7 separate regions of the Mus musculus genome follow, and all the other regions are linked to region 2. The links are chromatin loops, found by intact Hi-C in ENCODE. Cell type or tissue: left cerebral cortex. All regions are shown on one strand. Region 1 overlaps Arx (aristaless related homeobox). Region 2 has its middle 57 kb from the start of Pdk3. Region 3 holds the start of Pdk3 (pyruvate dehydrogenase kinase, isoenzyme 3). Region 4 holds the start of Pola1 (polymerase (DNA directed), alpha 1). Region 5 overlaps Pdk3 (pyruvate dehydrogenase kinase, isoenzyme 3). Region 6 has its middle 12 kb from the start of Gm38657. Region 7 overlaps Pdk3 (pyruvate dehydrogenase kinase, isoenzyme 3).

Region 1 (4,000 bases), 600 kb before region 2:
TGGGACATGGCGGGTGCTCAGGGCCCTGAGACCCAGGCCGCTTCGCCCCGCAGGGGTCGCCCGAGGGGCAGTGCCCCTCTTGCTACCTTGGGGCCCATAGGACAGAACAGCTGGCAGAAGTCTGGCGCGAAGTTTTCAGAGTAGTGGTGATTTTTTAAAGTTGTTCGATTTTTAAAAATTTGCCCCACCCTAAAATGGAGAGGAGGATTAAAGAGAAAGGAGTGAAATAAGATAGAGGAAAAGTGGAATCATGAAGGCAAAAAACAGAAAGGCATTAAAGGCGAAAAGGACGAGGAAAGGAGTGGGGAGAAAGTAGAAAGAAAAAGAAAAATAAGGGGGTGCGAAAGGAGTACTACAAGAAAGAAAGAGGAAATAAAGAGCAGAATATGAAAGAAATGAAGGGACGAAGGTAAAAGGCGGGACCGGGGATGATGAGAGGACAAAAAGAAAAAATGAATCAGAAAAAAAAAAAAAAAGAATCCGGAAAAGTGTGCCAGGAAGGGGAGCTAAAGCCGAGGATAGAGGGCACGGAGGCGGCAAAGCAGCCGGCTCCCAACAGCTGCTTGGCGGGGGAACAAACGGTCGGGCTAATGCGCTGACCACTTTTCCTTGCCCGCAGGCTCCCCCAAGAGCAGCAGCGCCCCGTTCGAGGCTGAGCTGCACCTGCCACCCAAGCTGCGGCGCCTCTACGGCCCGGGCGGGGGCCGCCTCCTCCAGGGCGCGGCGGCGGCGGCTGCAGCGGCGGCGGCGGCCGCAGCGGCGGCCACGGCCACTGGCACCGCAGGTCCCCGTGGAGAGGTTCCTCCACCGCCACCACCAGCTGCACGGCCAGGGGAGCGTCAGGACAGCGCAGGGGCCGTGGCTGCCGCCGCTGCCGCCGCTGCCTGGGACACGCTCAAGATCAGCCAGGCGCCGCAGGTGAGCATCAGTCGTAGCAAGTCGTACCGCGAGAACGGGGCGCCCTTCGTGCCCCCGCCGCCAGCCCTGGACGAGCTGAGTGGCCCGGGGGGCGTCGCGCACCCCGAGGAGCGCCTCAGCGCGGCCAGCGGACCCGGCAGTGCCCCCGCGGCGGGTGGTGGCACGGGCGCCGAGGACGACGAGGAGGAGCTGTTGGAGGATGAGGAAGATGAAGAGGAGGAAGAGGAGCTGCTGGAGGACGACGACGAGGAGCTGCTGGAGGACGATGCCCGCGCGCTGCTCAAGGAGCCCCGGCGCTGCTCGGTGGCCACCACCGGCACAGTGGCCGCCGCCGCCGCCGCTGCTGCCGCCGCCGTGGCCACCGAGGGCGGGGAGCTGTCGCCCAAGGAAGAGCTGTTGCTGCACCCGGAGGACGCCGAGGGCAAGGATGGTGAGGACAGCGTGTGCCTGTCGGCCGGCAGCGACTCGGAGGAGGGGCTGCTGAAGCGCAAACAGAGGCGCTACCGCACCACGTTCACCAGTTACCAGCTGGAGGAACTGGAGCGGGCTTTCCAGAAGACGCACTACCCTGACGTCTTCACCAGGTATGGGGCTGGGGCTGAAAGGGTCCAGGAGGGTGGAATAGAGGGGGGTCTACAGAGTCCAGGAACCTCTCTTGGCTCCTGGGAACTGCCCTGGAGGTGCCTGGCCAAATGTGATCATCCTCTGGCTCCCCAGTACTGCCCCCCACACACAAACACACACACACCACAAGTATACTGGGGCTTTAAGTTTCTGTTGGTGCGGTTTCTTTTTGTCTGTTCCGAAACTTTAATGTTTCCAAATGACAAGTTTTAGAGCCAAACCGCCTCTCCGCTCACACACGGATGAGGCTCGGGCCAGGTTCTGGCCAGGTCCAGGAAACACTGCCCAAGAGCAGGCGCTATTTTTGACCCGTGGACTATGTGCACTATCTACCCCCGCCCAGTGGGTATCAGTTACGCTCTTCTCAGGAAAACTGGAGCCCTTGCCTTCAGAGAAGACCTTTAAAAAGATCCGAGTTTTTGTCACTTGGGGACTCCTGAAATAACCAAAGAAGTCAGAACTAAGCAGTGTTTGGTGTCTGTCTATACACCAGAAAGGCATCAGCCAGAATCTTCCTGTGTCGCTGTCCCCACCCCCATGGCCACTACACCTAGCAGGACTTTACTGTAAACGGGTTGATGGGGTGGATCAGGATTTTTGGAAACGTGGCAGACAGTAAATCAAGCAGCTGGGGGGCCAGGCATGGTTTTGTCTCTTGGACTAGTGTACTCTGCACTTCTCTATCTTAGAAACTTGGACCGGTGGGATAGGAGCCTCGGAGTCCCTGCCTATTCAGCGGACCTAGGAGTACAAGCAGGCTTGGAGCTTCCCCCACCCATAGGCCAAGATTTTGGCTAGGACTAGGAGCCAGGGTTAGGGGCAAATGTGAGTAGAAAGAAAGAGACCGGCCTCCCAGTGAGAACAGAGAATGAGACCTGTGAGCGCCTGGCTCGCGCACTCCTCAAGCCGGGCAGCTCCTTCGCAGGAGACGTGTGCAGCTTTTCAATGTGCATTTTCGAGGGGGAAAGCCGCCTGTCCTTTTGAACCAGAGAAATCTCTGCTTAGGACTCGAGGCCTGAGCCAACTCCAAAACATAGTTGGTCTGGCCGTTGCCAAACGCTTGTAGCCAGAAGCAACCAAAAAGTAAATTTAATGCAAACGAGGGCACTAAAACTTGGTCCTCCTCCGGGTCACTCAGTCTTTGAAGACGGAAATAAAACTCAAAGTCAGCGTGTGCTATCAAGTAGCTAACGGGACCATCGGCCTCGGCTTTTGTCTTATTTTATTTCTGAGTTTATCAGACATGTATACTTAACAAGAAGGAAAGGAGACAGTGTCGCTTAGCATCCAAGTCCGCCCTTTTTAGCATGTGGGGGAGACCAAAGTACAAAACCTGGGCAACTCCTCTTCACCGCCCCACCCCCATATCTTTCCAGCTCAGCAGGCCTATCTCCTGGGCTATAGCCCAGCCAGACTAGAGTTTTAGATTTGCCGGTGCTCTCTGCAAAGGGAAGGAGGTGGAAAGAGTGTTCAAAAGATGCTCGGTAAACTGATTCTTTTCTTGATGCTGAAGGAGTTTCAGGTGCCGACCCGGTCCGGCGGGCAGCACAAGCCCAGGCTCCAGGCTTAAGCAGTCTTGCTCTTTCATATTGGGGAGCAGAGAGCCAATTATTCTCGGCGCGCTCATATTTTCGGTAAACAGGTCGTAAGCCGTTTTACAGCATCTTAATGGTTTCCTATTTGCCTTAATTGTCGCAGTAATAACTGCAATAACGGGGTAGGGTTTCAGCTAAATTGACTTCCCCTGAGATGGGCAGGGTTTGTAGTGGGCACTGGAGTCAGGAGGTGCGCAGAATTTTGTTTAATCGAAAAATTACCCCACTGAACTCTTAACAAGCTTAACATATCTCCAGAGGGTAATGGGGAGTGTGACCTACAGGGGTAAGGGAGGGTAGAGGGGGAGGGGGAGGGGGAGGAAAGGCAAAGAGCTGCGAAGAGGGGTAGAAAGGGAAAGAGATCTATTTTTTTTTAAGAAAGCAAAACAAAGCCAAGAGGGTAGAAAACAAAAAATGGAGTTCATTGCTGAGCTCTTCTTCCATTTAGTATTTGGATAAAACAGGGTAATGAGCACTGTGCCTCTGTGTGTGTGTTTCCCACCCTACTCTACCCTAAGAGAGATTGAGACAAAACTCATTTGTCTAAGTTTGAAGACTTATGGACTCAAGAATTCATCCCCCCCCCACATCGCCACATTATATGATATAATATAATATATGATATTTTATATCTGTCACCGTGCTAGGTTTTTTTTTTTTTCTGTTTTCAAACAGTAGGCATTCTAGAGGCAAAGATCAGTCTTACCCATGTACTTGGGGTATGGACTGGAAGAAGCTGTCATGAAGGGGAAAGTGGCTGAGAGAGGGTTACTGACCTGCCTGGATGTTGCTTTCTTATAGGGAGGAGCTGGCCATGAGGCTGGACCTGACAGAGGCCCGAGTCCAGGTGAGCTCCAAGAAGG
Region 2 (4,000 bases):
GCTCCCTCCTCGAGGCCAAATGACTTCAGGTTTGTATCAAGTTGGTATAAATAAAACAGGCTGGCTCAGACCTTGGTCAATTAAACCGCACAATACTGTTTGAAATGTGACTAGTGATCAGTACATTGTGAATGAGAAATCATCAGAGGATTTCTGCACACTCATGTGGCTCGTAAGAAGTTGGGATTTTTCAGTCCTGATCAGGTTACCTGCTAAGCTTGTCTGTGTTCACTGTACCCTGATCTCCTTTGTCCTTTGGAATGAACGTGGTAGCATCCATAGCAGTGGGAAAAAATGGATTCCAGGTGTGTATGGCAGAGAAAATAAGCAGATAAAAAATGGCCAAATCAGTAACAGCTGAACAACAATGAAACAAAGAAGAAACTACTCTGACACATCACCATGTACAGCATAGCCATATACACTGGGAAGCTCTACTCTGAGATACGATTCCAGGACCCTTGTCTTTCATGCTGTAGATGTACTACAGTAGTTGTCTTCACTGTTGTTAAAAACTACAATAACAATGACCTTGCTGGGTAAGTGGCACTTGGGAGGCAGAGGCATTCAGATCTCTGAGACTTTGGGTTCAACCTGGTCTATCTACCTTGTCTTAAAATAAAGGCCCTTCCAGCAGTACCTGGCACCATGGTAACCATTGTGGAACTGATTGCCTTTGTCAACATTATTATGACTGTTGCCAAAAAAGTTTACATTTTCCTCTTCAGAGTCCCACTCACTTTTACAATGAGGCCAAATGACAAAACATGCTTATTTTAGAAATTTTACAAGGAAAATAAGTCTACTTTTTAAAAAAAAAATCCCACATCTAGCCAGTTACTTACATTTCCAGGACAAAAGGCAATTTGACTTTGCTCAATTTGGCATTTGAGCACATTTCGGATTACTGCGGCCATGCACAGCCAAGCAGGACTAGACTTGTGTTTTTATTGTGTTCTTAACACTCAACCATAATTCCAGGCCTAACACTGCGTCTCTGCTCTCTGTGGGTATGTCTTTCCTACTTGGAAAGTTCCCAGAGGAGAGGAACAGTCACTCCCATTTGGGCATTCTTCAGGAAGCAACAGCACTAAGCCAGACTTTGCCAAATGCCCTGAACGGCTATGGGCCTTGCTTGCCACAGCTGTAAGCAGGCTATGACTCTGTTTCAATGTCCTCTGCTCACAAATGCCAGTTTGTAGCAGAAATAAATATAAGGAGACAAGAATTTTTCAGTGGAGTTTAATGAGATTCTTCTTACAGGTGTGTGTGTGTGTGTGTTTGTGTATGTGTGTATGTGTGTTTGTGTTTCTGTGTGTTTTGTTGTTGCTGCTGTTGTTGTTTAATGGCTGCTTTCATCTACTCAGCAACCTCAGACATTTGTGTTGCAGGGTACATGGCTCATTAAAGCCACCCGTTCCCACTCACGGGTACATAAATGAATAGGGCTGGCCAGAGCTGCACCCCATGAAAACATAGCATCTGTTCGCAGCTTATTATTTTTGCTAGCTGCCTGCCAAAACCCACAAGTCAATGGAGGGCTCTTTCTCAGCACACATAACAGTACCCTAATTGACACAAGTTCCTCTCTCTATCAAAGAGGCATACCAAGTGACAGCCGAGCGAAGAGAAGTGCAGCAGGGCAATGTGACGCTTACTGTCACATGAAACGGCCACTTCTAAAATTGTGTTTTAAAGAAAACGTAAAGTGGAGGGAGCAATAGAGAAGATTGGACAGACGTCCATTTCAGTGGCTAATTCTGCTTCCAGCCTCCCTACTGTGCTGCGCCCCAACTTTCCTCTGATCTTCTTTCCAGTTGGCCTGAGGGCCAAAGCAGAGAGCACTGGGCCAATCAAACTCTTCCTTTCTAGAAACACATTTTGCAATGTTCCCCTGCGAACCCACTATGCTTACTGGAAGTGAAGTAGGGGACAGAAGCGATGCAAAAACGAGTGTGCACTCTCATAGCACCGAAGAACAGGCTCCTCCCCCAAATCAGGAGCAGCTTCTAAATCACATGGAGAATCAGCAAAGGCGGAAAATGGATGTGCGTATATGAAAAATGTGCTGACGTATTATGCAAAGCTTTGCGTCTGCCTCCAAAAGCTGATAATTAAGAAGAGGAGGAAAGCAATCAAGGCTTGACTCTGTGTACCAAAGCACAGGAAAGATCCAGGGCTGTATTGTCAGCGCTGTTTCTCCTCCCCCATAATAGATCCTCTTCTCCCTTCCACAAGCAGTTTACAAGGCTATGTTTAGAATAGACGTCAGAGCTCGGAAACCAACTCGCAGAAGCAAGACTTTCCCAAGGGTGCCACCTAGTGGTACCTCTGTGTATTGCAACATAGCTTGGCCCTGCTGAGGATTCAGGATGCCAAAAGCAAATAACTTGGGATCAAGTCCCTCCATGATTACAAAGTTGAACCTTTGGGACTTGGCATTGGAATGGTGTGTTTTGAGTATCAAACACATAGGTGTCATGATGTGGTTAAAATGTTAAGGTGAGTCCACAAGGCAGAAAGCATGCATCGGGGAAACAGGTCTGCTCGTGCACTTGGCTGGTTTTATGAATCATTATATCCAGGACGTTTTCTTTTTCTTCATTTCTTCTGTATCAAGTCATGAAAAGATTTACAAAGGACTACTGAGAAAAGAATTCTGAAAGCGCATCTTCTGGCAAAAGGACTTTAGGTACACACACACACACACACACAGTGATCAAAACACTTTAAAATATCAGTACAAGTATTTGATATGAACCCTAGCAGAGCTTCATATCCTGTACAAAAATTCTGTCTCCCATAGCCTTGGCAGATCAGTCACTCTGAGTTCAGCCTTCGCTTTAGTGAGGAAACCTACGATGCTGAAACAGGTTTTCAAGACAATTTGGTTCTAAGCATACAGAAGCTCAGACTGTAATTCTGCGGACTGTCTACACTGGCCCCAGCACAGCCTTCTTCCAAGGGCCTTCCTCACATAGCTTCCACAGTAGCTCAGTGCCCTTCTTCCACACATCTCCTTTGCCACCACAAGCTTTCATTTGCCATAGTACTTAGAGCCTTCGTTCCCAGGTTCCCCTCCCACCCCCTGGAGACAATGCTTCTTTGAAAATCTGGCACACAAAACCAAATGCACGTTCCCCCGTGACAGCCTATTCCACCTACAGATTGCCTCACTTGAACTTATTCAAAACACACAGACACTCATATGTCTGCCTCTCTCTAGTTAAACTTTCAACTTTTCCGGTTTAAAGAGCAACAACCAACAATAAGATGGGGGAGGGGGCAAGCAAACTCTGAGCTGTGTGGAATTCTTCCCCACCCCACCCTTTATACCAGCATGCCTATTCCTCCTGTATTTCTGATTTAAATGTAACATACACGCCTTCTCGTGGCTAAATTGAATTTGCCTCAAACTCGAACCTTTTCTAGCATTATGACTTTTGTTCTGCGAAGTGTAGAGTACACTTTGTGTCTAGCGTCTCCTGATGTCAGATTCCTGTTTTTGGTGTGCAGCCCTTTAAAAGCAGAGATATTGTAGCACCACAGGCTTTAAGGTGCTTTAGCCTGCCGGTTCGTCTCTTCTGCAGTTTCTTCTCGAAGACACCATTCTCTTTTGCTCACATCTACCTCTTGGATTCCGTGGCCATGATCTCTTGCCTGTATATTTTGGTGAAGTTTTGCAATCTTCTTTCCTAACTCCACACACATTCCTGGAGATCCTTTTCTTAGGCATGCCCAATTATGTTTGTCCTTCTACATCTCGTCTCATCGTCTCATCGCCCCTGCCTGTCACCTCATGGACGATAATTAGGATTGGTCTATCAACTCTCCTCTGGGCGTTAACAACACTGTAAGGTAATGAGAGATAAACAAAAGAGACATGACAAATGATTAAAGCCAGAGATGAGGCTAGGACGAAATGCGTAAAGCAGATGTAGAAAGGACTCCAGGAGGCCTGAGTGTGTTTCATAATTTTTCTCTTGGGCTCAGGCCAAAT
Region 3 (4,000 bases), 57 kb before region 2:
CTCAACGCTTTAAAAGAGTAAACATTTGTTTCTAGATACTCACCACATAAGATTACCCACCATAACAATATCCTTACAGCAGTTTCCCTATTCAAATAACATCCTTGCCTATAAACATGGGAGATACTGCCATAGAAATAAAGTAACTGAAATTTCAGGTTTACTATTCAAACTTTCACAAACTTTGCAGGTGGGAGTGAGCCATTTCGTTTGTTCTTTCAATTAAGAGTGAATCTGTCTGTTTACCCTAACAAAAGGTTCCTGTGTTCACAATCATCTCTAACCCTAAGTTAGGAAAACATGCCTATTGATAGCAATAGCAACGTTTTCATTCTAAGCTGTGAAGTCAGGACCTGTCTCATCTCTGGGACCCACATGCCAGGAGGAGAGAACCAACTCCCCCAAGTTCCCCTCTGATCCTACAGATACACCATGATACGTGTGGCCACACAAACAAGTTCGTGCATAGATAAAATGTTTAAGAATAAATACATAAATTCTACACATAGCCAGAGGGAGTAGAGTCCAACTACTGAAAAGCTTTTGAAAATGAAACTTAAGATGCAAAGGCCAACTTCACCCTCACCTTAGATTTTCATCATCTATCTTTGGTAACTTAGCTTCTAAAACTTAATTTGGCATCAGCTTCAACCTCTAACCTGTACCTCTTTCCATCCCCTGTGTTGCTCCCCCAAATATAGACAACACCATATTTTGCATATCTGGTCCTCCCAGAAGGTTGTACCTATTTTGCATTTTTATATCCAACTGATACCATCCCATGACATTTAAATCATATGAATTCAACAGATCTAGGCTTTGAGAGCCTAAGTCATCTTGAGTTTCCTTGGGGGGATGCTGAGTTCCATATTTGTTTTATTTCAGGTGTTTCATAACCGCATTCGGCCTGCTGGAGTTAGAATGACATTCTCTGGGGGAAACATAATTGATCAGTTCATGGAAGGTGGCAGAACCTATTCCCATCTAAGTAGGCCTCAGACTTTATTGGGGGTCCTCTCCATTCCCATCCCAATCCATGTAAAATGAAGTACTAGCCCAGCTGCCAAAAGGGTGTAAGGAAAGGTGCTCACACTTAGGCTGGAGTTGTCCTAGAACCCCTGCTTTGTAGCCAGGAGCCCACAGGTCAGCTCTTACCCAAGACTCTGACTGCTTTGAAGTCAGAATCATAATGATGGCGTTCAGGTCCTGCCACTCAAGGCTACCCAACACCTTTCAGCAGAAAATTTTGAACAAAACGCCACTACGTGATTTACTCAACCTCAAGGTGTTTCTAAACACATCTTACACAACCATTAAAAACGCCTAAAAATAAAAACGTTTACGAGTTCTCTTTCTGAAGTTTTCAGGAGAGTGCGGTTTGAGTCAAGTAGATTTGAAGCTCGTAATGAATAGCTGGAGAGTTCTGAGTGGAATGAGGGTCCTTGGACGAAGCTGGGCGTGAGGGTGTCAGGCCCTGCCCCTCCACTTCCCGAAACCCGAAACCTATGCCCCAGGAGGGCCCTCAGGCATGCATCCCCATCACCCCTCCCGGAGCTTCTCACGGAATTTGCCCAGAAGCTTAAGTAAGAGCCCCAACTACGGGCAGGACAAGGATGGCGTCTCCCTCACTCCCGTGGGGCCTTGGAGGTGGCTCCAAGGAGTCAGACTTACCGAAGTCCAGGAACTGTTTGATAGACAGTGGCGACGGGGAGAAGCGGGAGTAGCGCTCGATCTGCTTGGGGACCGGCTGCTTGAGCAGCCGGTAGAAGAGCCGCATCCTCACTAGAGCAGTGTGCAGATCCGCCGAGCCGTCCGGGACCGGAGCCGAGGCGGTCACCGCCGCCTAGCCGCGAGGAGGAGGCGGCGCCGGCGGGGCTTTACCTCTACCTGGGGCTCGGCCTTGGCGCCAGCAGCTGCTCGCCTGCCGCGACACCTACACAAGTACCGGGCAGCAGTTGGGCGGCCGTGGCCGGCTGCCCGCGGCTTCCCAAGCCCCGCCTGAAAAAGGCGGGATCTGCCGCCGCACGTACGCGGCGCGCGTGGGATGTGAGGGGCGCTAAGGGGTACGCGGCTGCACGCGCGCGCTGCTGATTGGCTGCCGCCGCCGCCTAAGCTTCCTTAAAGCCCCGGTAACACGCACACAAACCTCCTGGGTCTCGGGCTGGTACCAGCCAGCTCCGTTCCTGCAGGTCCCGCCCCGGATCAAGTCTTGAGAAGTGCTCCGAGACTTGAAGGCCATTGGGAGCCCACGCCTGAGCTATTTTTAGGGGCTCTAGACCTCCCCAACCCGAGGCCCCTCTTCCGGAAGGCCCTCCTCAGATCTGCTGACTCCTCAGCTTTAAGTTGTTCCATGTGGTCCTACGCTTCCAACAATTAATTACAGAATTAAGTGGAAGCTACTGGTCCCACCCCCACCTCCCCCTACACACACAAACATTACACGCGACAGGATTCAGTATATTAGCAATTAACCTGTCCTCGGAAGCTCTACTCACTGACTGCCCACCTTCACTCCGGGTGAATACCTTTGGACAGGATTGTTACAAAACAGTATTGTTACGTCACTGGCTGTGGTTCCTGGTCCTAGACCCCTCTTTACCAACTGGGCCAATAACAGCATCCTTAGATCACTGTTTCATGCCTCTCTCACCACTAAGACCTTTGAAGGAATCCATTACAAACGAAGGTCATTAACACTTGGTTTCCATGAACCTAGATCCACTTGCCCCGAGACAGTTGTCGGGATTAGTAACAAATATTTAATTGCCCAAACATACACATCCATTGGAAAGGCTCAAATTAGAGCCACTGAGCCGGACGTGGTGGCACACACCTTTAATCCCAGCACTCACGAGGCAGAGGCAGGCAGATTTCTGAGTTCGAGGCCAGCCTGGTCTACAAAGTGAGTTCCAGGACAGCCAGGGCTACACAGAGAAACCCTGTCTCAAAAAAAAAAAAAAAAAAAAAACAAAAAAAAAACAACAACAAAAAAACCAAAAAACAAACAAACAAAAAAAAACAACGAAGGGAAAAAAATTAGAGCCACTGACCAGTGTCTTTCACAACCCCTCCCCATCACAAAACCCTGACTCAGTTTCACCACTACTACCACTTTGGTGCAGGAATCTATATATTACATTGTGCTAGATTGTCTTTCTATGACAGTGAGCTTAAATTCATGGCTCAGTATATGAAATCAGTATTTCCTAATGTGGATATAGGAACTACTGCTTGCTTTTAACTGTTACCACAAAACATTAATTTTTGTTAATGTGTAAAGCTCAACTAGAAAAAAAAAAGGTAAAAGTTCTTCTTGGTCTGATTATTAGTGGAAAGTTTCATGCCTTCATTTGGCTATGTAGCGCCTCTTTGCTTTATGAAACTGTTGGGCTTCTGCTCTTTGAATTGAAAGAAAAACAGCACGTGCCTTCAGAGACGTCCTGTGCTCTTCCCACATTTCCAGATTTTTAGGTACAACATAACATACCTGGGCTACTTTGCCTTTTCCATTCGAAGCAAAGCCTAAAGAGACTTAGCAACACCCTTTGGAAAGGGCAGTTTTACCAACACAGCAGAACACTGACTGCAGTTGGGAGTGTGTGGGCAGACAAAAAGGAGTGGCCTAAGGTTGTCTACTCATTTTCTTGGGTGCTGCCCACAGGTGGAGTTTTACTGGTAGCAGTTATGGATGAAGATCCCCGAGAGTTGGTGGGGAGAGACTTTTTCCACCTATGTGGCACAGCACTGCTGAACCTTCCAAACTCACCCATCAACTTTTTCATAATTTCCTTTCCTGCTGCACAAACTCCTACTTTAAATTCTTTTATTCTGATGTTTTCATTACTTCAAATTAATATGCCTAATTTTATGCTTTCCTAAAAAGTGGCACAGTCCTAACAGTCGAGGAAATGTGAAAGAGGCCTGTGTGATGAAAACTTGTGCTGGACCACGACTCAAAGGACACAGCTCTAAACTTGACCCTATCATTAGCAAGCTGTGT
Region 4 (4,000 bases), 260 kb before region 2:
CATTAAGAATTAAATAAGAATGGCTATCTTATTATGTACTTAGCAATACAAGAGAAATTGGGTGTGCATGTGTGACTACAACTGTATGGGAAATGCATGTGCATGCATGTGCACGTGTGTGTGCACACACATGTGTGAGTTGTGTAAGGTTGTAGGATAATCAAACATATGCACATGCATACATTCCACACATGGCACCTAGTCAACACTTTGGTCTAGCTTCAGAAAGCAAAACTAAAGCAATTTCCTCAGGGAAGATTCCATGTGGTACTATATATGACTGTTTACTTTCTCCACTCATGAAGACAGAAGCCACACCATTCTACCCAGCATGCTAATGCCAGAGCCTGGCAGAATGCCTATGCCTTGTACTTGCATAATAAATGTTTGCTGAACAAACCAATATACCAGATTTTTTTATCATTAAAGCCTCCAATGACTTTCTATACACAATGGCAGCTAATTACACGCCTTGCTACATTTTGCTGACACTGTCCAGGTGTCCCACCTTCCAACATAAAAAGCCTGGAATTTTTTTTTAAAGCAATGTCTTTAACGCTGTGTGAATTAGCAAAAAAAAAAAAAAAAAAACAAAACAAAACAAAAAAAACAAACAAAAACAAACAACAACAAAAAAAAAAACACCACACACACACAGACACAAGACAATGGGGGAAAACACAAAGATTGAAATAATGTTTTCAAATCACCACTTGGGAGTACTTCTACCCTCCCCCAAAGCAGGCAGGGACAGTAACCTGAAGCGGTCTTCCACATAACAATCTTTTGGCATGCTTTAAAGAAAAATTCCAGTCACAAGTCCCCAGAAAATACTTAATCAACACTGTGACTTAAGAGGGGTCTCAAGATTGCACAGTATCCTCCAAAGAGTGATTTCTTGATGTGCACAGATGGCGTACAGTTTTTTAGGGTGAAAAAAGGACTTAGAAGCAAATGACTGATAGAGGCTGCAGACTGTTCATGTACTTACATCCCACAGCCCATTTGTAATCCAAGCTAGTCAACTCTCCAAAATAATTTGTCTGAGAGAGGAGAGAGAGAGAGAGAGAGAGAGAGAGAGAGAGAAACCTGTGATTTTAAAACTAGCTGAATGCAAAAGAAACTGATTACGAAGCAAGATCTCATTAATGGCAATGCACAGTGAATGGCAGGACATGTGACACTTGGTTAAGAAAGTATCTGATTTTAAGTTAGAACTGAAGTTAAGTCATACTTTAGCTGAACACCGTTTAAAATCAGAATCAGACAAGGCCATCTGCATTTTTGAACTCTACTTCTGGAAATAAAAAATTACTACTCACAAAATGCCTGATATATAGGGCATCCGAAATGCTACTCAACTGATACTTTTTTTCAAACCTCACCCAAAATGACTAGACCTGAACAGTATTTCTATGTAGCACTTGAAGAACTTCCCGTAGAACCTAAAAAAATCTTAACGAAATGCATCTATATCTGGTGACAGCACTTCCATCTCTCACTTCAATGACAATGCTAACAATTTTCCTGGGACTTCCTAGAAACGGAGGCACAGGCATGCTCCAAACCCTCAAACCGAGACCTGCCAAGGGAGCATAGAAACAGTTTCAGGCAGGAGAGAGCAATCCCTGCCGAGGCAGGTTGCCATGGAAGTTGTAACCCACACGTGCTTGCGACTCATCAAAGAAAATGAAAAGAGCCAACGACTGTGAAGCCTGTCATAAGAGAAAGAAACCGCTCAAGCCAAAATACCTTCAGCAAGTGACCCCATCAGGAAGCCCCGTCCCACACCCCTAGGGTCTCCGCCCAGAATGATTAAGGTTGGCGGTCAAACAGACCTAAGGGGCGGTCTAGGAGCGCGCCACCTTCTTAAGGATAAAAAGCAGAGACCTTCCGCTCCCCCTCGATCATACCGCGACCCCCACATTCCCAACCACGTGCCCTAAGCATGGGATCCTCCCTCACCGCTTGCCTCCAGTTTACAGTCCTCTTCGTGCATGGGCGCCATGGTCCGATAGTCTCTCTATTCCGCGCCAACCAGCCTGAAACTGGCGCGGAGGCCAAGATAGGCGCCAGTACGAAAGCCAATCAGCGGCCTGGAAGACTGCGGACTTCCGCCCGGAAGGCCACTGACGTGCGGCGCTGAGCCGCGCCCCGCCCCCGGCCTTCCCGCGGGAGTGCATTTGGCGCCCTGTGATGACCCCTGAGCGAAAAGCGGGAACCTCGGCGAGGACCGGGGAGACCTGGAGAAGGAGGCGGTCGGGAGCTGAAAAGAAACCTCCTAAAGGCACTGCGCAAGCGCATGCACGCTATTTTAACAATCCGTAGGACGCATGGGAAAAGGGGTTCTCTGGTCACGAGAGATATTTTCTGGGAAAAGAAGTGCGGGCGGGTATAAATTGTCTCTCAATTGCTGCCCTCCATCTCTGCCCCCGGCCCCAAAAGAGTGACTTCTTCGACAAATACAATCTGATTCTTGCCCTGTACCTTGTCTCTCTGAGTGTTATCCACCAAAACGTATTTCCCTCAAGCACATAGCTGAAGTGACAGCCTCCAAATGTAACAATCTTACTTCATGACTCACTCCTGATGTGATACAATTGAAAAAGTAACAAAATAACTTGTGTGTTTTGGATTTGTTTTATTTGCTTAGTTCTTTTAAGACAGTTGTTGACAAAAAATAACACTCACCTCAAAGCGGGTGAGGGAGGTTAATCAGTAAACTTTACTCTTGGGAGGCTGAGACAAGAGGGTGGTAACTTTGAGCCCAAAATGAACTTCTAAGTTTGAAGCCAAAGAAGTTCATGCCTCAAAAAGAATGAGAGTTGGATAGACAGAAAGAGAAGCAAAGAAAAAAAAAAGAGGGAAAGTTTAATGAACAAACATCAAAAGGAAATGGTAAATGAATGTTGTCTTAGGCTTTTACTGCTGTGAACAGACACCATGACCAAGGCAAGTCTTACAAAGGACAATATTTAATTGGGGCTGCCTTGCAGGTTCAGAGGTTCAGTCCATTATCATCAAGACAGGAGCATGGCAGCATACAGGCAGGCACAGTACAAGAGGAGCTAAGAGTTCTACATCTTCATCTGAATGTTGTTAACAGAATACTAAGTTCCAAACAGCTAGGAGTAGGGTCTTAAAGCCTCACAGTGACACACCTACTCCAACAAGGCCACACCTCCCTAGGCTAAGCAGATACAAACCGTCACACATGTGTACATACCTAATTGCAAAAAATATATCAAATATTTAGGCCTATAAAACCCATTCCCAAAATGTGTCTTTTGCAAAGATGATTGACTTATAAATGTTTTCTGTTTATAATGCTCTTTTTAATATTGGGAGGATTTAAAGTTCAGGTGGAGTCAGGCTTGGGATTTGAATTATATAACTTTTATATAACTTTGGACTACTTTCAGAGACCTGAGTTTCTTCTTTTATAAGTTGCTTCTACTTATCTAAGGAATTATTGTGAAATTTAGTTGAAATAATATCTGTACAATTCCATTAAGATATCATCATTTGGAGGCAGGCAGATTTCTGAGTTCGAGGCCAGCCTGGTCTATAGAGTGAGTTTCAGGACAGCCAGGACACAGGACACAGAGAAACCCTGTCTTGGAAAAAAAAAAAAAAAGATAACGTCATTTGGACCAGTGAGATGGCTCCAGGGCTATACAGAGAAACCCTGTCTCGGGGGGGGGGGGGGGGGGGGATGAAACATGGGCTTTCATTTGGGTGCATTTACAAAGGAAGAAAGACTGTTTCTGGGCTTTACCAAAAACAAAAAGGGGGACTCAGATATTTAACAAACTTCTAGACCATAAAATATATGTGGTATAAATAGGCAGTATTTAAACAAGGGGTACTTAAGTCATTTTTCTTCTCTTTTTTTCTCCCCCTTCTTGTTTTGTCTCTTCCTACAACACAAATTTTGGATGGTAGTTCTGTAACCATCCTGAGTCATGGGATGACTGGAAAGAAAAGTCACACGCTGAAA
Region 5 (4,000 bases), 82 kb before region 2:
ACAGTGAAGCCCTTCTTCAAAACAAAACAAAAAAAGCCCAAGTTTGCAATTATGCACAAGAAATTTTTACAATGGGTAAATTTTCATGTACCTCTTTCCAATGTATTTATCAATTAAGTATCTGTAAAATGAAACAATTCATTATAGTGCAGAAACATCTTCACCTGAAGGAAAGAGGCTTATTTAAATGGATGAATTCTCAGAACACCTCCCTACTCTCCTGGGCTTTTCTATCTCCATCATGAGGACCAATGTGATTGACATAAATGACTCTCCAGCTAGTGGCCCCACGTATGGCAGAATTTATGTTCTCACTGAACAGAGAAGGCTGTTACCAGGATACACACTCATCTCGCACCCCTCCCTTTACTAACAGCACGAGGCAACTCAAATCTCAACTTTCCAACCGCTGCATAAAGCCAGCAAGTTATCGAAATTCACTGAGTAAGAGCTACTGCCATGAAGACCTAGCACACACTCGATTCAGCACTGTCCATTCACTTAAATTGGTCCTGATGAAAATAATGTTAGAGTTTGGACTCTACAAAAACCATAGCAATTAATTAATAATTGTGTACTTCTCCAAATCTTTATCTTCAAGTGTACACCTAGAGGCTAGCTCCATTTTGAGAATTTCAAATGTCCTCAACTAATGACGTAAGAAAACAAAGCTCCTAGATTCAATCCATTTAATGTCAACACGTTAAATAACAGTTGATGTGGAACCTTACGGGTTTGTTGGAAAGTGAATTATGCTATATTGTGTTTTGCTGGGGCAAACATGTGAAGGTGTGTCCTGAAGCGGACACAGGTGTGAAAGACTAAAGCCGACTCACGAAGGCATGTTTAGCTGAAGCAGACACAGGAGAAAGGATGTTCTGCTAAACCAAACACGTGAAAGGAATTTTTGCTAATGACACAAATGCATCGGTTCACCATATACTGAGTAGTTGAGCTGCATTTGTCAAGACTCCACAGAGAGAAATGAGCCAAAACAAAAAACAAAAACAAAGACAAAAACAAAATCAAAAACAAAGACAAAGACAAAAACAAAAGCAAAAAACCCTTCTGGTGGTGTGCTGCAGTTTCTTGCAGCTTCCTGCTTCCTTGGACTCAGGCTGATTGTCAGCTGAGACGGGTGCACGTGTTGAGGCACAACCCTTAGAAGACACGTGATGTTTGGAGGTTATAAAAAGAACTCAATGGACAGTGACAGAGGGAGGCTGAGCTTGCTGTGCAGCACTTGTGCACCACCAGTTCGCTTCCCTGAGAGAGGCACAGCTGAGAACTTCTCCTGGTGTTCCTGTTGGTCCCTCCTGCTGACTGGAGCCGAGGCTGAGGCCTGGCTGTCTCTGCTAGGTCATGTCACTGCTGTTGCTGACCCAACTCATGGACTTCATGGACTACCGGTGTATCCATGAAGTGTTTTCGAGTGTATGAGCTTCCACCGCCTGCTGACCTGTAAACTGAACTGCTGATTTCCAGACAACACTGATGAGAGTTGCTCCAAAGAACCTTTCTAAGCAGGCTTACTTCCCCCATATCCTTTCTTTCCCACTACCTCTGGTGGGTGGTGGGCTATAAGGGAGGTTAAAGTGTTTAAGGACCATCATTAAAAATAGAGTTTGAAAAAATAAGAGTTACAGACAGCAGTGGCTAGCTAGTATCAAGGAAACAACTATATGTGTGGCTCTAACCCAATGCTTGTACTTTTCACATTCACCAGATCCATTCAATAAGATACAACTGACCCTGAGCTCCCTTCTCCTGCCTGAAAGCAGCATTTCTGGCTGTATGGTACACTGCAGAGGACCAGCATACTATGGAAAAGGAACAATGACTCACGGGTCTAGCTCTGTCACAACCTTGAGCACATCCTTCCACACCTCTGACCTCCAGATTTCCTGGGTTAAAACTCTCCAAGGTTGGTTGTGTGGTGTAGTGTTTCCCTACTTCTATTCACGGAGCTCATCCAAGCCAAGTGTTTGTCTCATGATTATGAGGATTAAGCCTATGATAAAAGAAAGTCCTCAGCACAACTGGATGCCGTGAGTATTCACTGTGTAGATCCCCAACAGGAAGAAATCAGGCTAAAGGAGATACTTAATTTCTCTTGGGGGGAAAAAGCTCTACTCACAGATGAGGTTATGGTTTACTGGAGAACAAAAATAGAAAACAGAAATACTTTCTGGTAACATGAGAATTCCATAGTCTTTGTGCACAGTGACAGCAATAGAATCCAACAGTTGTGTGTGTGTGTATGTATATATATATATATATATATATTTAAAAAAAAAACACTTTTACGCTTCTCCAAAACAAAATCACTACAATTTTCTAAGCTCAAAAAGTATTTTACTTTAGAAAGTATTTTAAGTTGATGGATTAGGGAGATACTTGCTGTATATATGGAGGCTATTGCATTCTTAAAACTACCACTAGATGGAACATTCCCAACAATGCTTATAGTAAGCTGCTGTCTATTTTACCTTGACCACATATATTAAGAACTGGGTCATGAAGCATTAATTGAAGTTTCATTGTTCTTTGTGAATTATGCTAAATTCTTAAGTTAAAAAAAACAACAACTATGTTATTACCCACAAGAAAATTAAAACCTTTGTCTAAATTCCAGTTATTTATGTTCTCAAAAGTGTGTGTAGTGTATGTGGGAGTATTCGTGTTAAAACTTGAGCACACAAATGTACACACACATGAGGATTCCAGGTTAGTATCAGTTGTCTTCCTCAGTCACTCTCTACCTCATTTATCAAAACAGGGTCTCTCATTTGAACCTAGAGCTCGCTTACTCAGGACATTTAGCTAGGCAGCTTCTCTGGGGATCCCCAGGGTGACTTCCAACCACTAGGATTACAGGCAGGCTGTCATGCCTGCCCAGTACCCACTTGACAACTGCACATCCAAACTCAGGTCTGCACACTTGTTCAGTAAGCACTTTAACTACTGAGCCATCTCGTAGCCCTGAATTATAACTCTCTAGTCTTAACATGAGTTCCATTTCACTGAAATGTTCTCTTGCCGAGGTATTTTTACTTTCATGTAATTGGCATCATACTTACTTATCCAAAACTCGTGGGTCTTCTGGGCTCTTGTTTTCATATTCTAAAAGTTCAAGGAAGCTCTGCATGTACCTAGAAAACACAAGTCAGCACGTGAGCTACCTGCCTGCTCCCTCCCTCCTCACTCAGCCTTTACCCCACTCCTATCTGCAGCTTCAGGGCTTCAGGCCGAGGTGACTCCTCCAGAGCATGTAGGAAGAGCCCTTCTCTCTCATCAATACTTACTCTCTAGTCCCACAGTCCATAGCTAAGACTAAGAACCAAATGCATCCCTGAAACAGGCACTGACTCAGGAACAGGTCTAGGGCTTCAATTCAAACGGAAAGAAATACATAGAAGACTTGCTGGAGGTTTCTAAGCATACTGCCTTCTCTGCTTTGGTACAGTGTATGAAATCTGCAACTTCTACAACCAGTCTTCCGCCTGGAAGGAAGCTCACCTGAAAACAAAGCCAACACTGCCAAAAAGCATAGCTCTGATAGCTTTGTGTGTCTCTGATTCAAACTAATAGGAAGAACTCATCCAATGACTGACCCTTCTGGTTGTACAAGCCAGGTTCAGCATCCTAACTCATACTCCAAGTCTACAATTTGATTACTCTAAAAGCACATAAATTTTTCTTGAAACAAGGTCTCACTAGATAGCCTTGGCTGGCCTAGAAGTCAATATGAGGACCAGGATTACCTTACACTCATAGAAATCTATCAGCTACTAACTCCTAAATTCGGGGATTAAAGGCATACACACCACATTTGGCAAAAAGATCACAAAATTTTAAGAAGCACTCTGGTTTGATCCTGAAGCATACACCAAGAATACAAGAAGGCTATTTCTTACAGTAAAATTAACTTCATCAGTATGTACTAGAGAAATGCACATCAGGAAAAGATTCTAAATTGATCACGATAGTTTTCAATAAA
Region 6 (4,000 bases), 820 kb before region 2:
TAAGCAAAGGGCTGGCAAAGAACTATAAGTAGGGGAAAGAAATTTAACTCTAACTCAGGTTTGAAATATCTATGACCTAACAATATTATCAATTGGTTTGTGAATTACAGTCACCTTAAAACTTGTTTGGTTTTGGTTTTTTCCCCCTATGGGAAGCCAAGAATTTGAGGGACTTAACTGAAGTTTTTTGCATACTTGAAAAAGATGTTTTCCAGTTAAAAATTCAAAGAAACAATGGGAGGCAAAAAAAAAAAAAAACAAAACCAGTGATGCCTTCTGATTTCATCCCAAGATTCTAGTCTATTCAATGGTCTATTCGATGTACACATTTGTGGAAATTACATGGGTCAAGAATTGGGCTAAATTTTTTATACATAAGTATATTTTTACAACCCTATAATACATTCTGTCATCATACTCATTTTATAATTAAAGTAACTAAAATCCAGAGACATAAGTAACTTAACTAAGATCACCACACTTCTATTAATGTCAAATTCAGAACTGTTTGACTCCACAACTCATGCTTTTGACTGTTGCCATAGTAACTTATTGGTAAACACTTTGGTATAAAAGGAACAATTCTTAGATTATGAGGTTTAGATTACCATACAATCACTAACCTGAATATATTGCACATATCTGAGGGGGGGGGATTCCAAAATACAGTCTTTAAAATCAAAATGGCAAGAAAAACACTTAAGTTTTTATTACTCAGGGCTCACAGCAGCTAAAAGGTTTCAGCAATATTATATGGCATACAAATTGCAGATTTAACTTGGTTGAGGAGCGTCCCCATGCAATCACCATAATATTTTATTGTAGAATAACAGCACAGGTCCTGATCCCTAGCCCTTGGTAAACATGAGTAGCTGGAATCCATTGTTGCAAAAGCTTAACATCCCCCACGCATGGCATGGCCTCGACCTGAAAGCGAGTTTTCTATAGCCTAACATCAATAGAAACTTCTCTGCTGTAGATTAGACTTTTATGAATTGGGATTAACAGAATGAGCATACAGTGACCATCCTTATTAGGGAATGCTTTAATCAACTAAAGCTGACTGAAGGAGAAAAAGAGTTCTCAAAACAGACCAGCTGTATGACTCTGCTAATTGTGACTTAATCCCAATTTATAAAAGCACCTGTGTTACTTGTCATTCGTCTTGTTCCTGCCAACTATACCAGACAATAAGGACCTCTGTGCCGTGAGGCAGCAGGAGAAGGTAAAACTTTGTATGTCAGTATCTACAGGGATTAGAATGATATAGTTTCATTTTCACTCTGGTCATTTTGAATATTCCTTTCCGGAAATGGAATTCTACAGCACCATCTACCACCTCCGCTCCTCACAGCTCGCTTAACTCAGCCCAGCACACAGGGCTACATTTTGTTCCTCTGCCTTGCCTGAAATGGATGCTTCTTTCTTCATTGTTTGGAAGAAAGAAATTGGAAGTGCCTTCTACCGAGAGGCTCTTAACAGATTGTGGGACTTCTGGTTTCTTTTCTGAGACACATGAAAATGTAAATCATCTTTCCTTCTACAGGCAAGGCAGCGTGACCCTGGAGCATACAATCAACTGCCCTCCCCTTCACGGGCCTCACCAGCCCACTCTCCCTCCTCTTTCACTGTGATTCGTTCTCTCTCTCTCTCTCTCTCTCTCTCTCTCTTCTCTCTCTCTCTCTCTCTCTCTCTCTCTCTCTCTCTCTCTCTCTCTCTCTCTCTCTCTCTCTCTCTCTCTCTCTCCACCACCCCCAGAGCCCTGGAGCTTGAAGGCAACAGCCAAACTCTTTTATATTTTGAAAGTAAGAATTGAAAGCTTGTCTGAGTTCAAAGAATCACTTGGTACTAAAAGGATATTTTTATGCATTCCACAGTGGAACAAATATTAAAAGATATACCAAAAAGAAAAAAAAAAGAAAAAGAAAAAGGAACCTGGACTCAGCCAAAGGAGCAGAATCTGAACATTCATGTTGTGTCTCCAGGAACTGCCAAATTCTTTGCCTTTCTCTCAGGACCGCTCTGTGGAGCTTTGAGTGACAGGCAGTATGGCACAAGCCACGATTTAAATTCTGCTTGCCTCATTCTTTGCATAGACAGCAACGGGCTGATAGAATGCAACTAAAAACATAATTCAGATGGGAAAATACAACATGATTTTCACAGAAAGAGAGGAAGAGCACAGAGACATGGCTTAATATAGCCAGCAGAGGGCGCGGCTTACACATGTAAGTATAAACAAACCGTCCCTCGAAGCTGTAAGGAGCTCCTGCGGTTTTTGTTACAGATTTTGCGTTTTTCGAGTAAACCACGTCCAAGCTCCCTTTAACAAAACTCTAGTATTGTCACATAGTTCTCGCCTCATGATTAAATAAGACTATGTCTACAGCCCCTTCGGTCACTCAAACTGCCACTCTTCTGCCCCCTGCTCTGGCATGGGAAAAAAAGTGGAGATACACTCCCTCAAAGGACAGCTTCCCAGAAAGAGTGACCTGTATTCCCAAGCAGCCTTCATTTGTTTAAGAGACTTGCACCTAGAATTTCTTGATCAAAGCTAATGTGCTGTAAATTTCTTCATTTAACAGACTTAGTCTGTTCAACTCTTGACACTGGGAATTGGGATTTCCCAGAACTATTAGCACTGCACAGTAGGCATTCCATGCCAGCCAAGAACCGGGGATTAACAGGTATTTGTCTCAGCTAATTTCACTCTCTATACCGGCTCTATAGAGACTAGAGCTTCTTGGCGGAGTGTGTGCCACCCTGCTAATTGGCTACGAATGTAACTACTCCCGAATGCCAATGGAGCTGGGCCTGAAGAGGCTAGAGGCAAAAGATCCTTATGATAGACATACATTTGAGGCTGGTTGATGGCACAGTAAATGTAGATGGTTCCTTTGCCAACCTCTACCTCTTGCTGACTATCAAATGCCCATCCCGATAGATCATGGGGTGATGTTTTTGTTTTTTTTTTTAATGCACATTCATATACATACAATCAGTGACAGTTGAATCCTCAAAATCCTGTACTAACAAGGAATTTTCATATGCAAAATCTTGTAGAAACAAATATTTACATAGTGTCTATTCAGAATGCATATACTGAATCGTAAGGCTTATAGGTAGCTTCCATAGAGCACCCAATTTCCTGAGTCAAAGAAAAGCATTATACATATCAGGATAGGAACAGAACACAAGAATTATTTCTGAAATAAAGATTGTATACAAAAGGAAAGTTGTTACTGCTTTCTCACATGTCCTATTCTTCTCCTTGCTAATAATTAATCTCCTAATAACATGTACTACTTCTAAAGCTTGTGAAACAGGAATTGAAGAGTCAAATATTAAATGATACTATGTATATGCATTATCTGTTGTTAGATAATACATTCTGCTGAGTGTAGCAGCTGAAAACAACAGTTATTACCTTCCGGTTTCTATAATCAACCAGGTTCAATCCAGGAGCAGCTAAGCTGGTGGCAGTGTTTCAGTCGCTTGTAAGGCTGCAATCAAAGGGTTGGCCAGAGGTTTCAAGGCCCCAATGACTGGCAAATGTACTTCAAAGATTATTCACATAGCCGATGGTTAAGCCACAAAAGATCTGTTTCTAAGCTCACTAGCTGGAGCTTCTCTGCATGGTTACCTCATATGCTGTGGATTGAATCTTTGTGTCCACACCTCCTATGTTAAGTCCCTAACCCCCAGTATGACTGTATTTGGTGTGAAGGCTTCTAAGTGGGGTTACATGGTGGAACCCAGATAAGAAAACATACTGATTCTCAACCTCTCTGTCTCTCTCTGTCTCTTTCTCTCTCCTTCTCTCTCTCTCCCCCCTTTACCTCTCCTTCCCCTTCTCTTCTCTCTCTCCCTTCCTATCTGCTCCCTTCCTTCTTCCCCCTTAGAGAACATACCAAAAATGGTCCTATGAGCACATACAGGATGGCAGTCACCCACAACCACCAGAAAACAAACTGGCTGTTTCCTTGACCTGGAATTTCCA
Region 7 (4,000 bases), 96 kb before region 2:
TGAACTTTTAAGACCCCAAATACTGAAATTTATAATGCTTCATTATCTATATACAAAGTCTATATACCACAACTCTTCCAAATATATAATAATGTTTAAATATTGAACTTCTTTTACTATAAAATAGAGACAGAAACTAAACTTAATAAATATTCTAATTATCCATGGCATTAGCTTTGCCATTACTATGAGCATAGTAACGTTGAAAACATGCTAGGCAAATACAGTGTGTGGAGGACAGCCAACTTCAAACTTAGTATGGCTCTAAAGACCATATATGAAAGAAATACTTTTAGTTTCATTATACTATGTAGTGGATCAATGCTTAATTAAGAATTATCTCATTTTTCCTGAAAATCTCAAGACATTGCAATGTAGACTCACATACATTGGCCCACCAACAGATGTTGGAAGTATTACTAATAAAAATTTATTACTATGCACAAATTCTAAGAGGATACTAAAATGCTTTGGATAAAATACATATATAATAAGCATCTGACTAAGGGATTGGGTCTATAGCTCTGGAGTAGAGTTCTTGCTTAGCATATAAAAAGCCCTGGTTCAACCCCAAACACTATAAAAGCAAAAAATAAAGCATTTGCTAAATGGAACAATCCTCTGCCCAATGATAAAGTTTTTACTATTCACTCAATTATGCTACCAAGTAGGCCTGATGTGGTGACATATGCCTTTAATCTCGGAACTCAGGGTTAGAAGGCAGAAGCAGGTGGAGCGCCCTAAGTTTGGGGCCAGCCTGGTCTACATAGTGAGTTCCAGACTAACCATGTAATTATGGAGAGGATCTAAAGTAACTTAACGTAAACTACAATCACTTCAAAATTCCCAACAACCATACTACAGCTACTGGTCTGGACGCTTCCTTTACACCTAGAATTTTGATAAGCTTACCTTATAGTAAGTTCTCTAATAAAAAACTTTCTATTTTATTTTATTTTTTTTTAAAGATTTATTTATTGATTATATGTAAGTACACTGTAGCTGTCTTAGGACACTCCAGAAGAGGGAGTCAGATCTCGTTACGGATGGTTGTGAGCCACCATGTGGTTGCTGGGATTTGAACTCCGGACCTTCGGAAGAGCAGTCGGGTGCTCTTACCCACTGAGCCATCTCACCAGCCCAAAACTTTCTATTTTAAAACTAGAAATTTTTTTGAAAAGCTATTGCCAAACTAGTTTTACCTGTACTATATTTCAGTTAGATTTATGGCTAATCTTGAAAAGAAAACATGGAAAATTGTTATTCTTATTGCCAGTAAACATAAGTGATAGTCATTGCATTAAGAACAGTTGCAATGGTAATGGAGTGTTTTCAGGAGATCCATCCATGCATCCATGGCGTAGTTTTCAGAAATATCGCATAGGGAAAGTTAACAGATTACAGGGTTATTTGATTAGACTTCTCTAGTCCAGATCTACCAAATTAGTCTCCCAGATTTTATGTGAACTCACTCGTTCACAGGCATATGGAGCTAGAATTGGAGTGCTGACATTTTTTCATTCTTTTCCGAAAAGAGTGATCCAAAAGAATAGATTATTTATTTACAGGCATAAAGAAATAGAGTTTTGAAATAAACATGTCAAAGACAATAACTTTAAGTCTGACAGAATAAAGAAAAATCTTAGAAACTCAAGTTTAAAATTCCTATCAGAACAAAGTACTCACAAATAGCCATAAAAGATTACAAAGTCATAAAATAACATTTTTATTTATATCTTATGTGTGGTGTGTGTGTGCGGGTGCAAACACACATGCCTCAGTACAAAGGAAAGTCTGGGGACAATCTCAAGGGTCAGTCCTTGCCTTCTACCTTGTTTGAGACAGATGCTTTACACAGGTTCTGGGAACATGAACTTAGGGCCTTCATACTTGCATGGCAAGCACTTTTATAAACTGTGCAATCTCTCCAGCTCTGATGTTTTATTTATTATTTTATTTTATGTGAATGGCTATTTTGCATGTATGTCTAGTGTACTGTGGGCATGCTGTGATGCAGTACCCACAGAGGCCAGAAGAGGGCATCAGATCCCCTGAAACTTGCTTTACAAATGGTTGCTAGCATGTGGGTGCTAGGAGTTGTACCCAGCAGGGCCTCTGGAAGAGCACTCAGTGCTTTAAACTGCTGAGCTATCTCTCCAGCCTCCCAGACTCAAGATTCTTTTCTTTTTTTTTTTTAAAACAAAAACAATACCACACCATTATTTTCATGTGTAATAATATAAGGTAAGCAAAACAACATAAGCAGGCATTTTCAAACTTCCTTGCCAAAGCAAAGTCACCTAAAACGGCCAACTTCTTAACTGATGCTCCTTTAGAATTCCTGGCACCCCACATAGCAGCTCGTCACTATCTGTAACTCCAGTTCCAGGAGATCGAATAACCTCTTCCGGCCTCTGTGGGCACCAGGCACTCATGTGATGCACAGAAATGTATAATATACCCACACACAGAAAAGAACAATAATTTACGAATGTAAAATGAATTTTGTTCTGTATGCTCCCATGTGAGCTGAGAGTGGTGGAACACAGCTGGAATACCGGCTCTTAGAAAGTGAAGTAAAGGGGATCAGGAATTGAAGATTATCCTAGGCTATACCAAGTTTGAGGCGATCCTGGGCTACATGAGATCCTTTCTTGAAAAACCTGAACAAAAACCAAAGTAAACACAATTTGGCTCTCCTACTGCATATGCACCTCCTCCCTGAGCCACACCTCAACTGGAACCCACTTTGTAAGTATCCTAAGATGAGGCTGATGCGTTACATATACCTCACCGGCTGCACTGTTTGGAGCCTGGCCACCTATGGTGAATGTTCACAATAGACCACACTGACCCCTGTGCTCCCTTAGAAAGAAATTTCCAGAACCAATATGGTACTTTTTAGAAATTCTTTAAGTTACAAAGAAATATAAAGCAATATATGTTATTAGCTTTCCTACCCAAAATCCATTCCAAAGCAGTAGATTCTCCAATGTCATAAACCAAGCTGCAGAAGTGCAGGCAAAACATCTAACATAATGAATCCCCAGGCAACCCAGACTATTAAAACTTGTAGTCACGGGTAAAACCAAGATGAACTGAGGCAAGAAAACCTACTTTTTGGAAACTCAAGATAGGTTATTTGGAATGACCATAAGTCAAAAGGGCACTGAGAAGTATCATAATGTAAGAAGGCATAGAGTGCTTGGCATTGTCTTAAGTGGGTTCAGTCAAGTTAACCAGAGCATTAAAAAAAAAAAAAAGGCAAGCAGAGAGGTCATAACTTGACAACTCCAGATACCTAAGAAAATAGCCTGGTATTTTGTTTCCCAATTCCAGTATCTATAGCACTGACTGTAAAGTGTTTCATGTCCTGACCTACTCAGTTATTTTAATAAACCTATTTCTGGAGCTAGAATGAGTCTGTTACTTGCAATCTAAGGAGGTCACATTGAGAGCATAGGATATTATTTCTAATCCAAAATAATACCATACACTCAGGAGGTCATTTGTATGCTATCATACTAAGCAATAATAACATATAAAAGTGACATAGAAAACTTAGCAAGACTGCAAAAGTTAACTTTTGTACCATAGGAAAGCTATAAGTTTGTATCTTTAAAATACTCTCATTACAGGATTGTCCATTTGATTGTCTTGTTTCTAACATAGAAAGGAGGAAGAAGGGACAGTACAGAATGTCCCTCCCAAAGGACAACAGGAGTTGCCTCCAAACAGTAATTCTAGCATTCACTACTGACTGTATTTTATAGATGTATAAAGGTAGAAATCAATGTTCTGACTATGCCTGCCTTGAGGAGGCATGCATTCAGAGAGGTCTATGTATTCAGTTACTATTATGCTGGGTGAACCCTAGTTCTACACATTTATACAACTTTCTAGTAAAAAAAAAATAGTGTTCCTACCCTTCTACATAAAAATTGTCTGTAGTCTGTCTCAAAGGGCCTAAATATGAGATCAGTTTTAGTTAAGACTTGTG

Evidence for each region. A loop is a pair of places that touch in the nucleus more often than their neighbours do. Peaks named below come from ENCODE experiments on the same cell type or tissue, not always from the same donor. Only the 100,000 strongest peaks of a DNase experiment are listed, where the experiment ranks them.
Region 1: it touches region 2 in a loop (2.9-fold over the local background); 8 of 42 quality-filtered maps call a loop at or near these places.
Region 3: a loop joins it to region 2, with 10 times the contacts of the local background. A loop is called at or near these places in 2 of 42 quality-filtered maps.
Region 4: a loop joins it to region 2, with 4 times the contacts of the local background. A loop is called at or near these places in 3 of 42 quality-filtered maps.
Region 5: it touches region 2 in a loop (10-fold over the local background); 31 of 42 quality-filtered maps call a loop at or near these places.
Region 6: it touches region 2 in a loop (6-fold over the local background); 10 of 42 quality-filtered maps call a loop at or near these places.
Region 7: a loop joins it to region 2, with 3 times the contacts of the local background. A loop is called at or near these places in 31 of 42 quality-filtered maps.

Annotation. Positions count from the first base shown.
Region 1 is chrX:93,287,924-93,291,923 of GRCm38, forward strand. Arx (aristaless related homeobox) reads left to right here. Exons shown (of 6, transcript NM_001305940.1): 3 at 620-1,502; 4 at 3,939-3,984. Among named protein-coding and RNA genes, the nearest start is that of Arx, 3.4 kb to the left of the region's middle. In left cerebral cortex, no CTCF peak of the experiment used is centred here; DNase peaks (open chromatin) are centred at 1,621, 2,551 and 2,987; H3K4me3 peaks cover 3,020 bases.
Region 2 is chrX:93,887,639-93,891,638 of GRCm38, forward strand. No RefSeq gene overlaps it. Among named protein-coding and RNA genes, the nearest start is that of Pdk3, 57 kb to the left of the region's middle. In left cerebral cortex, a CTCF peak has its summit at 2,324 (motif pointing left); DNase peaks (open chromatin) are centred at 1,126, 1,566, 2,053 and 2,258; H3K4me3 peaks cover 824 bases; H3K27ac peaks cover 987 bases.
Region 3 is chrX:93,830,176-93,834,175 of GRCm38, forward strand. It overlaps Pdk3 (pyruvate dehydrogenase kinase, isoenzyme 3), which reads right to left and starts at 1,975. Exons shown (of 12, transcript NM_145630.3): 1 at 1,672-1,975. The coding sequence starts at 1,777. In left cerebral cortex, no CTCF peak of the experiment used is centred here; a DNase peak (open chromatin) is centred at 2,043; H3K4me3 peaks cover 1,687 bases; H3K27ac peaks cover 932 bases.
Region 4 is chrX:93,630,104-93,634,103 of GRCm38, forward strand. It overlaps Pola1 (polymerase (DNA directed), alpha 1), which reads right to left and starts at 2,052. Exons shown (of 37, transcript NM_008892.2): 1 at 1,966-2,052. The coding sequence starts at 2,008. In left cerebral cortex, no CTCF peak of the experiment used is centred here; DNase peaks (open chromatin) are centred at 1,649 and 2,175; H3K4me3 peaks cover 1,537 bases; H3K27ac peaks cover 832 bases.
Region 5 is chrX:93,805,791-93,809,790 of GRCm38, forward strand. It overlaps Pdk3 (pyruvate dehydrogenase kinase, isoenzyme 3), which reads right to left. Exons shown (of 12, transcript NM_145630.3): 3 at 3,081-3,152. Among named protein-coding and RNA genes, the nearest start is that of Gm46689, 20 kb to the right of the region's middle. In left cerebral cortex, a CTCF peak has its summit at 2,436 (motif pointing right); no DNase peak of the experiment used is centred here.
Region 6 is chrX:93,067,723-93,071,722 of GRCm38, forward strand. No RefSeq gene overlaps it. Among named protein-coding and RNA genes, the nearest start is that of Gm38657, 12 kb to the left of the region's middle. In left cerebral cortex, a CTCF peak has its summit at 2,209 (motif pointing right); DNase peaks (open chromatin) are centred at 1,440 and 2,201; H3K4me3 peaks cover 687 bases; H3K27ac peaks cover 245 bases.
Region 7 is chrX:93,791,332-93,795,331 of GRCm38, forward strand. All of the region lies in intron 5 of Pdk3 (pyruvate dehydrogenase kinase, isoenzyme 3), which reads right to left. Among named protein-coding and RNA genes, the nearest start is that of Gm46689, 34 kb to the right of the region's middle. In left cerebral cortex, CTCF peaks have their summits at 14 and 2,027 (motif pointing right); a DNase peak (open chromatin) is centred at 2,023.